Regions from separate parts of the Homo sapiens genome. Here regions 1 and 3 are each linked to region 2. The links are chromatin contacts, found by Hi-C or POLR2A ChIA-PET in ENCODE. All regions are on one chromosome and are shown on one strand. The core of a region is the stretch at or near the end of the contact, and the rest is flanking DNA. Distances in the headings are between cores, read along the strand shown. Region 1 holds the start of TTC8 (tetratricopeptide repeat domain 8). Region 2 holds the start of FOXN3 (forkhead box N3). Region 3 holds the start of ZC3H14 (zinc finger CCCH-type containing 14).

Region 1 (2,965 bases), core at 284-2,783, 590 kb before region 2:
CTGTCTACTATTTTTGTGACTTTTCTGTAAATCGAAAACTATTCTTTAAAAAAGTTTATTTAGAACATCTGACTATATGCTAGAGAGTAAAAGATAAGGATCTATGAACTGAGATCTAGCATCATTTGTGAAACTGACCCTTTTAAAGGGTTTCTCTGTGCTTCACTTTCTCTAGTAGGGTTGAAAATCACTTACATAGTAATCTGCTTACAGTGTACCAGAAAACAAAAAGACGCTGTGAAATATTGAGCCCAATTGTCAATTGTCGGCATGTGCGTTCTTAAAAATTTGACACTCAGAAACCATGGGCTGCTTCATTAGGACCTTTAGGGAGATTACATTTCTACCGGCAGTTCCAGGAGAACACAAATAGACTAATGACAATACACTTAACTGTAACAATGACAATCCTGATAATTACTGACTTCCAAAATACAACAATTCAAGAAAGACTGCTTAGTAGAGAATAAAAGGTAACAATAAATTTCTTAGTTTAGAAGCATAAGTTTCATTTTAATACCTATGAAAAATATAAATATGTGGATTAAATAGAATGTCTAATGTTTTCTCAGACCCCAGTGGTTTGAGAAAAGCCTACCTGGATTTAGCCGGTCACACCTCTCTTTTCATAACCATTGCAATTTTAAGCATATTTGTCATCTGTGCAAATTTCTAGAGAAAAGTCAGAATTGTGTTTGAAGAAATCACTCTGCACAAGTAAACCCTTGCCAAACAGCAAGTGCCAGGAGACGATGTTTCACAAAGCTTTTAAAAATTATTATTATTATTATTATTATTATTATTTTGCACACATTATCTAGTTTGGTAAAACTGTCACCAATTTACAATCCGGAATCACCATGTGAGTCGAATTAACAAATGTATTAGCAACTTGTAGTCAACCAGATTGCAGTTCCAGCTCCCTAACTCAATGCAATTTTAATAATTTCTCTTCTCTGAGTCTATCTCAGTTTCTCATCTGTAAAATGAGTAAAAGCAAACCACTTGCAGTTCAGATGTTGAGATTCGGTGGGAAGGACCTCGAGAAACAGCGGACAATTTCAGGATTTAGGACTTTAGGTCTTGATGGGTGGATGGTACTGTGGAAGCTGTTTACTTGTTTGTATTTCTAGAATCGGAAGGTAAAGCGAAAGGGATGGAAACGAGCGAATGGAAGAAGTAGGACAGACACCAGACAGAGATCAACTCCAGGGACTCTTCCGGACCTGCAGGGCAGGCAGAGCATTCGGTTGCTAGGCAGCTGCGCCTCCTGGGAGGGTGGGGGACCCCAGGGGCAGGTGTCTAACTCACTACCTTTTTGTTTAGCCGCGGTGCCTTCTTTTCAAAATCAATGAAACCTGTAGCCTTTAAAAGTAGACATCTTTTTCCAACCAAGTTTAGGCAAGCCCTGTAGCCGAGTTCTGCTTGCGGTTGTTTTTCTTTTTCCTGTTCTCAGGCGCGCTGCGGGCACCTCTCGGACAAGGCCCCAGCCGTCGCGGGTTGCCGGGCAGAGTCGGACGCCGCCAGCTCTTCACTCCACGCCCACCTCTCTCCTGGAGCGCTGGGCCTTCGCTGGCCGCACCGGCAGCCATGAGCTCGGAGATGGAGCCGCTGCTCCTGGCCTGGAGCTATTTTAGGCGCAGGAAGTTCCAGCTCTGCGCCGATCTATGCACGCAGATGCTGGAGAAGTCCCCTTATGACCAGGTACCGGCCAGCTCCCGTCAGCCTGTGCATCCTGACGCTGAGGCTGCGGGGTCTGGGGCATATCCCAGCCCCGGGTTGGGAGGCCGGGGAGGAAGGCCCGAGGCGGGGCTGACCGTTCGGCCCTCGGAGGCGCCCGGAGCGAGACCTTGTGGAGCTGTGACTAGCGGGTCCGCTGTCCGCCACGTCCACGGGGATAGCAAGTTCTGTGCCATGACCGCCCCCTCCTCACAATTTTCAGCCTCCCCTCCCCTATACGTGTCCCAGAATGAGAGCCCTGAACTTTACTTGACGAGGAACTTTGATAATTCGTTTATACTTGCATATTGATGGGCTTTAAGCTCTCAGCGTGTGCGTTGTTAATTTCTAAAAAATATGCATAAACAAAGATCTGTGACTCTCCACCTCCTGTTAACATAGCTGCCTTCTTCCTTTTGGATCGAACATGTGATCCTCCCACCTCATCTTTAGACTGTTGTCCAAGAGTGAAGGAGGCCATGAGTTTAGCTTGAGGCAAATATGCAAATTAGAAGAATGAGAATCTAGGAGGGAGAAAGATACATTCATTATTTAAAAAATTACCTAGGCAAGGGAAGCTCTAATTGTAGGAGGGAGAAATGGGAAAGAAAGGCTCCTTACAAGAAGGAATGATGGCATTGATGAAAAGAGAACTTAAACTAGAGTAATGTGTATAGCGAGTGGAAAAGGTAGTATACAATGTACGTGAGCGGTACAATTCTGGTGGGCAGGTGGCTCCTGGAATAGGCAAAAAAGGAGAAAATGGGAGAACAGAAGTAGCGCTGCGGCAGTTTGTCAGTGCTTTTAGTAAGTGCGGAATATACCTACGTAGTTCTAGTTCCCTAGCTTTTCCTCTAGTGGTGTTGCCTTGGAGATGTTAGAAAAAATGGAAAATTGAAGGGAGTTACAAAAGCGGAGGCCTGAGTGTGAATGCTGTTACTAGGCTCTGCCTTAGCTCCCAGCAAATGGATGATGGATGATAACCTGCTGAGATGAACATTTTGTCTTTCAGATAGTACATCTCTCTTAGAACAGCCTACGTTAGTGGTAATACAAAGCTAGGTTCTGTTGTTAGTTCACATTAATTAATAGGACTATATTTCTGTAGACAAGCATTTTTCCAAGGTTTTTTTAAATTTTTTTTATTTTTTTTTATTTTTTTTTGAGACGGAGTCTCGCTCTGTCGCCCAGGCTGGAGTGCAGTGGCACGGCGCGATCTCGGCTGTCTGCAACCTCCGCCTCCCAG
Region 2 (3,153 bases), core at 614-3,113:
TTTTGTTTTAAACAAACACTGCCAGCAATATGGTTTTAGGAGAAAAAGTGGCATTGTCACGAAGAGAGGGTTATGGGAGTTCAGTACCCTTGGATCATGTGTGCGTTTTGTGCTGGGACCCCGTACTCTCCAACCACTCACTGCATCCCTATAAATCCCGCATTTTATACCAACAGGGTGAAGAGCTGCTGATCACTACAGTTCCATGTAAAAACAAAACAAAACAACAATAACCAAAAAAAAAAAAAAAAAAAAAAAAAAACAGTTCCCAGAAACCACAGCTGAGGAGTTTTCCATTATTATACTCTAACTACAGATTTCGCCAAATCTTTTTTTCCTCCTGTTTCAGAGGGAAAAAAAAAGAATCTGGATCATGTGAGTTGCAGTTAAGCAAACATTTTTAATCTGCTGCCAACAAGGCTGCTCCACCAGATACGCAAATAGTTATTCACTGGTGACCTCCTTACAACTTTTCTCTACACACACACACACACACACACACACACACACACACCCTCTTTTGTTTTTTTTATGACTTGCTGTGTTTTGTTACCCTCTTTATTTTTTAACGGAGAAAATGCGGCAAGAAAGCTTAGTTTCTCGCCTAGTAAACAGAAGGTCTCCAAATAACTGACAAAGACATTACTGGCCCAGCTCTGAACAGATGTTCGATGCGAACTTTAAAAAGTTAAGAAATCTTCCCAGAGCCGAGCAGTAGCGAGTTTGGGGGGCCGGGTCACCCCCGCCCACCCAGCACGCGCGCGCGCGCACGCACGCGCTTCACTCTCGTCTACTGTACTTGTCAAAAACATTTCAAGGGGACCTGCGGGAGTGGCGATTGGCTGCACCCCGCGTCAATCAGCGGCGTTGCCGGGCAACGGGGGAAACTGCTCTTATCCCCATATACAGGGCAATTGGGAGCTCGCATACCTTCACTGCCGGTCAGATGTCATAAACCTTTTATTGGCCGCACCGCGGCGAGCCTCGAAAACAAATCAATAAAAGCCCGCCGTCCCCCAACTTATCCAGGGCCCAAGGAGGGTTTCAAACAGGGCCGGGATGAGGGGGGTCGGGCCTCGGGGGTCTCCGGAGACGTTCGTTGCCTGTGCCAAGTCTGCACAGTTTGGCCGGGGGGTGATCTTTGTTAGGAGCCTGTTTCTCATCTTGGGGTCTCCACTTGATCGGAACCCCCTCCCCGGCCCGGAACGGCGGGGACCCCGTCCTCCGCAGACAATACCAACTCTGTTCCTTGCGGGCGTCTTTTCGGAAACCGAGGCACCGGGAAGCAGCACGCACGTCGGGGCAGGAAACTCTTCGGACCCGGCAACTTCCCGGCTCGGGGGCTCCCGGGGTCCACACCCGACCCTCCCCCCAGGACCTGCGGGGTCCCTCGTCTTCCCAGAGCGGCGAGGTAGTCTCCAGGACCGTCTCGGACGCGCCTCCCGCCCCGGGTGCCCCCCGAGCCCACGCGGGAGCCGGCAGGAGCGGGGTGCAAACTCACCTGGCCGGAGCGGGGCACGGGGGTGCGGGGGCGCCGCTGCCCTTCAGCAGGAGCCGACAAACTTTCGCGGGCGCCCGGCGGGCATCGCTCGGTGGCCCCGCTAAGGACGCGCGGGCGCGGCGCGGCGAGCCCGGGGCGGCGGGCGGCGGGGGGCGGCCGCGGGCGCGGGCGGCAGGGGCGCGGGGGTCGCGGCGCGGCATGGGACCTGCGGCGTCCGCCGGGCGCGCCGCGCGTCCTCCCGCCGGCCCCGCCGCTCTCCCCGCCCCGTCCCGCCTCCCGCTCGCCTCCGCCGCGGCGCGTCGGGCCGGGGCGCGCCGAGCGGCGAGAAATTGTTTCCACTGCAAACAAAAAAAGGCGACACATGACCAGGCAGGAGGAGGGGAAGCGCGGGGAGGGAGGAGGGCGGAGGGAGGGACAGAGCGGAGGGCGGAGGGAGCCGGAGAAAGGGAAAACGTGGGCCTGGCCGCCAGCGGCCTGGGGCGCGGGGCACTGACCCGCCGGGGCGGACCCTGCCCGCGCCCCTCGCGCGCCCCAGCACTCAGCCAGGGCGGAGGCCGGGGCTGGGCCGCGCGGCCTCGCCTCTTGGGCCCCGCGGGGCGGGGGTGACCGGCGCGGGTCCCGCGACCCAGGGCGGCCGCGACCGTGGGCGGTGGGGCAGGTGGGTCAGGCGGCGCGTGCCCTGTCCCCTCCCCGGGCTCCGGCCACACGAGCGGGCCGGCGCTGCGCTGCTGGCAACGTGTCGCGGGAACGCTCCTACCCCATCTGCATGCCTTACATGGCTCGAAAGTAAAAATAAAAAGAATTACGATGCGGGCGAGGCTTGTGGGGGTGAGAAGAGGAGATTCCACGTCTCCCCAGTGCTGCGTCCTGATAGGACCCCCAGGGCCTTCCGAGCCCTCTCCCAGCGACCACCTCGTGTCCCGGAGGTAAGCACCGCAGCGTCCCACCCAGGTGGCCGCGTGTCTCCCGAGGGAGGGCCGGTGGCCATTACAAGACAAGAGGCACCGTCCTAAAGGCCACGCCGGTGGGGCCTCTCAAGTGGGTTGTGCGGAACGCCCCGGCCGGCCTAGAGAGAAAACAGGTCTCATTTCCATCTCAGTTTGAGCTCTCAGGAACCAGACTGACAATTCGCAAGCCACCCAGCGAAATGGTGCAGCCACCACTCTAAGTCTCTAGGCACCTCCAAATAATAGCACCCACTGCTAAAGCCACACCAACCAGCCGCCTTGGGAGAGGATGAGAGGAGAGAGTCCAACAGGACACCCTGGTGGTGACAAAAATAAAAATGTGATTGCACATTACTCCCAGGTAGCCAAATTGGTTGGTTCCTCTACAGAGGAGAAGCCCAGGGCACCCTTCCTGCCACCCCCTCCTGAGCCAGTGGACAGGACATCGTGAGCGGTCTGAAAACTACAGAAAAAAACAGCGAGTAGACCTGGAGAAAGCTTTCTAGCATGCAGTACTTTTAAACCTAGCCAAAAGGAGGGACTAAGGGAAACACCAGTTAGGCTTCTGAAAATTTTTTCTGTCTCAAAAAATAGACCCCCCCCCCCCAATCTGAGAGTCATTCCCCCTAACAAAGGTTCAAGAGGGCAGGTGACAAGTCTTCAGCAAAGATGTGCCTTTCAGACTCACCGGAGACCTTACTACTT
Region 3 (3,060 bases), core at 480-2,979, 850 kb before region 2:
GTTTGGCAGATGTAATTGAGGTCGTGAATCAGCTGATTTTGGGGTCAGGTCCTGGGTGGGCCTAACTTAATTAAATGAAAGCCCTTGGCTGGTCTCAAACTTCTGGTCTCAAGTGATCCTCCCACCTCTACTTCACTGAGCTGAAATTACAGGCATGAGCCACTGTGCCTGGCTTTTACTGGCGTAAGTGAACAGACATGTTAGTGAACCCTTTGGCAAAGAACTGTGGGCAGCCTCTAGGACTTGAGAGTGGCTTCCAGATGATAGCCAGAAAAAAATCTGGGTCCTTACTCATAAAGCCACAAGGAAATGAATTATTTTTTTTTTTCCTGAGACAGGGTCTCACTCTCTCATCAAGGCTGTAGTGGCATGATCTTGGCTCACTGCAACCTCTGCCTCCCAGGCTCAAGCAATCCTCCCCTCTCGGCTTCCCAACTAGCTGAGACTAGAAGTGCATGCCACCACGCCCAGCTAATTTTTTGTACTTTTGAAGAGACATGTTTTTGCCATGTTGCCCAGGCTGGTCACGAACTCCTGGTCTCAAGTGATCCGCCAGCCTAAGCCTCCCAAACTGCTGGGATTACAGGCATGAGCCACCGCACTCAGCCAGAAATGAATTCTTGCTAACAACCTGAATGAGCCTGAACATAGATTCCTCCTCAGTCAAGCCTCCAGATGAGAATACAGCCTGCCTGACACGATTGTAGCCTTGTGAGACCCTGAGCAGAGGACCCAGTGAGGTTGACCCACGGAAACCATGAGATGATAAACGTTTGTGTTTTAAGCTGCTAAATTTGTGGTCATCTGTTATGCAGCAATGGATAACAGAGACCACTCTCAGGAATTAGTGGATATGAGGGAGAAAGGAGACCTCTCTGTGCTTCCTCTGTTTCCCAGGTTTTGTGATCAGGGATAGGGAGAATTCGGCTATTGATACAAATAGGGGAATCAACAGTAGTAACCTATTGAGTGGAGGAAGGGGAGATGAAGGCGACTTCTGTCTAAGCGCTGAGTTGGGAGAAAATAAGAGTAGTTACTTAGAATTTGGGAGTGGGGTTTGTGTGAGAATTCAAGGCTGATGGAAAATTCGGTCATTATCAGCACAGAGTTGACAACTTAAGTCCTAAGAACAAAAGTGTTGTCCCACGGAGGGTGTTCAGAGAAGCAGGAGGATGGGATTCGTCTCGGGGAGAGGCCACGGGTGGCCCTGGAAGAAGGAAGGCAGAACCAAACCCAGGAGGGCCAGTGTACTGCAGAGTCAAAGAGTTGACGGATTGGCTCTGTTGCTCTGGATAGTCCATTTTCCCTTCAAGGGTAATTGCAGTGCAACCTCTAATGGGCAGACTCCATTTTACAGGTAAGAAAAGTTGAAATACCTGGACCGATACCATACTGACAGTAAGTGAGGGCTGGATTTGAACTCGCGTCTCATATCACAGCCCAAGATCTTTCTGCTACACATTTAATTCATTCTTACCATCCAAGAGAGAATAAAATGAATAAGCGGAGGGCCAGCAGAGAGACTAACGAAAGGTCCCCGAGGTGCCCGGGAGGCGGAGCTGCAAGACCACCCGCACGCGCACGCCGCCGCCCTCCTTGCCTGAGCACAGGTTTCGCGGGTAGAAGGCGTGCGCAGGCGCGGACACGGGCGCATGCGCGTTCACTCCGGCGCGCAGTGCCGGCCGGGGCGGGGATACGCCGTGTGCGCGGCCGGGGGCGGAACGGAGGAGGAGGCGGTGGTGTCCCGGCTGCGGGGTAGGAGTCCGCGGCAGCCTCCGGGTAAGCCAAGCGCCGCGCAGTGCTGAGTTCCCGCACGCCGCAGAGCCATGGAGATCGGCACCGAGATCAGCCGCAAGATCCGGGTGAGGCCCGTGCCGGTCGGGGGTGGGAAGCCAGGTCTCGGCGAGCGGGCGGTTGTCAGGAGTAACGGGGACTGTGGGCCCGGGTGGACGCCGCGGCCTGGCCTCCGCTGGACGCTCCTGGCGGGCTGCGGCTCCTCCTCGTCCAGGCCGCCTCGGCCCTGGGGACATTTGCGGCCTCGGAGCGTGGCTGCGGCTGAAGTAGCCGCCGGGAAATGGAAGGACAGGCGCAGGCCCGGCTGGAGCCACCACCGCGGCGCACGGCGCCGCTTTGGATCCGCTGCGGGAGGTGGGCGCCGCGGGGCTGGGGCTGGAGCTGGAGTGGGGTGCGGGGTGGGGGGCGGTGCAGGCGAGGCTCCTCCCAGCCCCCGCCCGGGGGATCCGAGGTGCGCGCACCAGCAAAGTGGCCTCAGCCGCTGCAGAGTCCGGTCTTGTTTTCCTAGAGCCGCCTTTCTCACATGCACGTTTGCTCTTTTTCTCTCAGAGTGCCATTAAGGGGAAATTACAAGAATTAGGAGCTTATGTTGGTAAGTGTTTTTTTGGTTGTTAGTCTTACAGAATTTAGAGTTTGCAGCTAATAGAATTTTAGTGAATGCGTATTTCTCACCGTACTTTGGACATTGGGAGAGACTCCCTTCTACCTTCTTCAAATCTTATACTCCCTGGTTACTTCTTTATCATCTTTTTGCAACCTTGTTTTTTTTCTCCCAAACCTCCTTCTGTTATGGTGTTTTGAAATTTAGTTTCCTCCGTTAAGGCTCTGTTTGACCGAATTTTATTTTATGTTTTTCCTATTCTCTCTCTCTCTCATTTTAAATTCTAGGGACGGGTCTCGCTACGTTGCCCAGGCTGGTCTTAACTCCTGGGCTCAAGCAATTATCTGACCTTAGCCTCCCTAGGTGCTGGGAGTGCGGGGATTACTGGTGTGAGCCACCATGCCTGTTTAAAGTTTCCTATTCTTGTTACTTTCCTCTTGACATTTGTTTTTAGAACTCTGATGTTGGATGTGAATGTTTGATGCTTTCTGGCATTTGCTTCTGTAATGGTTCAGTGAGTTTTATTTTCCGATCTCTTTATGTTTTCCCTCTCTCTCTGAAACAGTAAGGCTTTTTCCGTCTCTTTATTCTTTTATAATTTGAGTGTTTACTCTGGGTCAGGTACTGTGCTTAACTATTGTATATGTATTAACTCAGGATAATCC

Evidence for each region. A loop is a pair of places that touch in the nucleus more often than their neighbours do. ChIA-PET counts read pairs that join two places held with the same protein, here RNA polymerase II (POLR2A). Pooled maps may share reads with other maps.
Region 1: a map of CD4-positive, alpha-beta T cell shows a loop between it and region 2 (5-fold over the local background). The contact joins the promoter of TTC8 here to the promoter of FOXN3 in region 2. A Hi-C loop is called at or near these places in 2 of 168 maps with a recorded cell type or tissue (CD4-positive, alpha-beta T cell and ascending aorta), 1 of 37 single-sample maps with no recorded cell type and 10 of 50 pooled maps. POLR2A ChIA-PET finds 5 or more read pairs at or near these places in 1 of 52 experiments (activated B cell).
Region 3: a loop to region 2 is called in a pooled map, with 10 times the contacts of the local background. The contact joins the promoter of ZC3H14 here to the promoter of FOXN3 in region 2. A Hi-C loop is called at or near these places in 2 of 168 maps with a recorded cell type or tissue (CD8-positive, alpha-beta T cell and naive thymus-derived CD4-positive, alpha-beta T cell) and 10 of 50 pooled maps.

The regions. Positions count from the first base shown.
Region 1 is chr14:88,823,118-88,826,082 of GRCh38, forward strand. It overlaps TTC8 (tetratricopeptide repeat domain 8), which reads left to right and starts at 1,534. Exons shown (of 15, transcript NM_144596.4): 1 at 1,534-1,704. The coding sequence starts at 1,591. RefSeq lists an enhancer at 1,186-1,545.
Region 2 is chr14:89,415,370-89,418,522 of GRCh38, forward strand. It overlaps FOXN3 (forkhead box N3), which reads right to left and starts at 1,864. Exons shown (of 6, transcript NM_005197.4): 1 at 1,502-1,864. It overlaps FOXN3-AS1 (FOXN3 antisense RNA 1), which reads left to right and starts at 1,985. Exons shown (of 2, transcript NR_036500.1): 1 at 1,985-2,427. RefSeq lists enhancers at 716-1,010, 1,025-1,558, 1,559-2,091, 1,716-2,010 and silencers at 1,706-1,915, 1,956-2,245.
Region 3 is chr14:88,561,308-88,564,367 of GRCh38, forward strand. ZC3H14 (zinc finger CCCH-type containing 14) reads left to right here and starts at 1,730. Exons shown (of 17, transcript NM_024824.5): 1 at 1,730-1,862; 2 at 2,344-2,386. The coding sequence starts at 1,827. RefSeq lists a silencer at 1,519-2,228.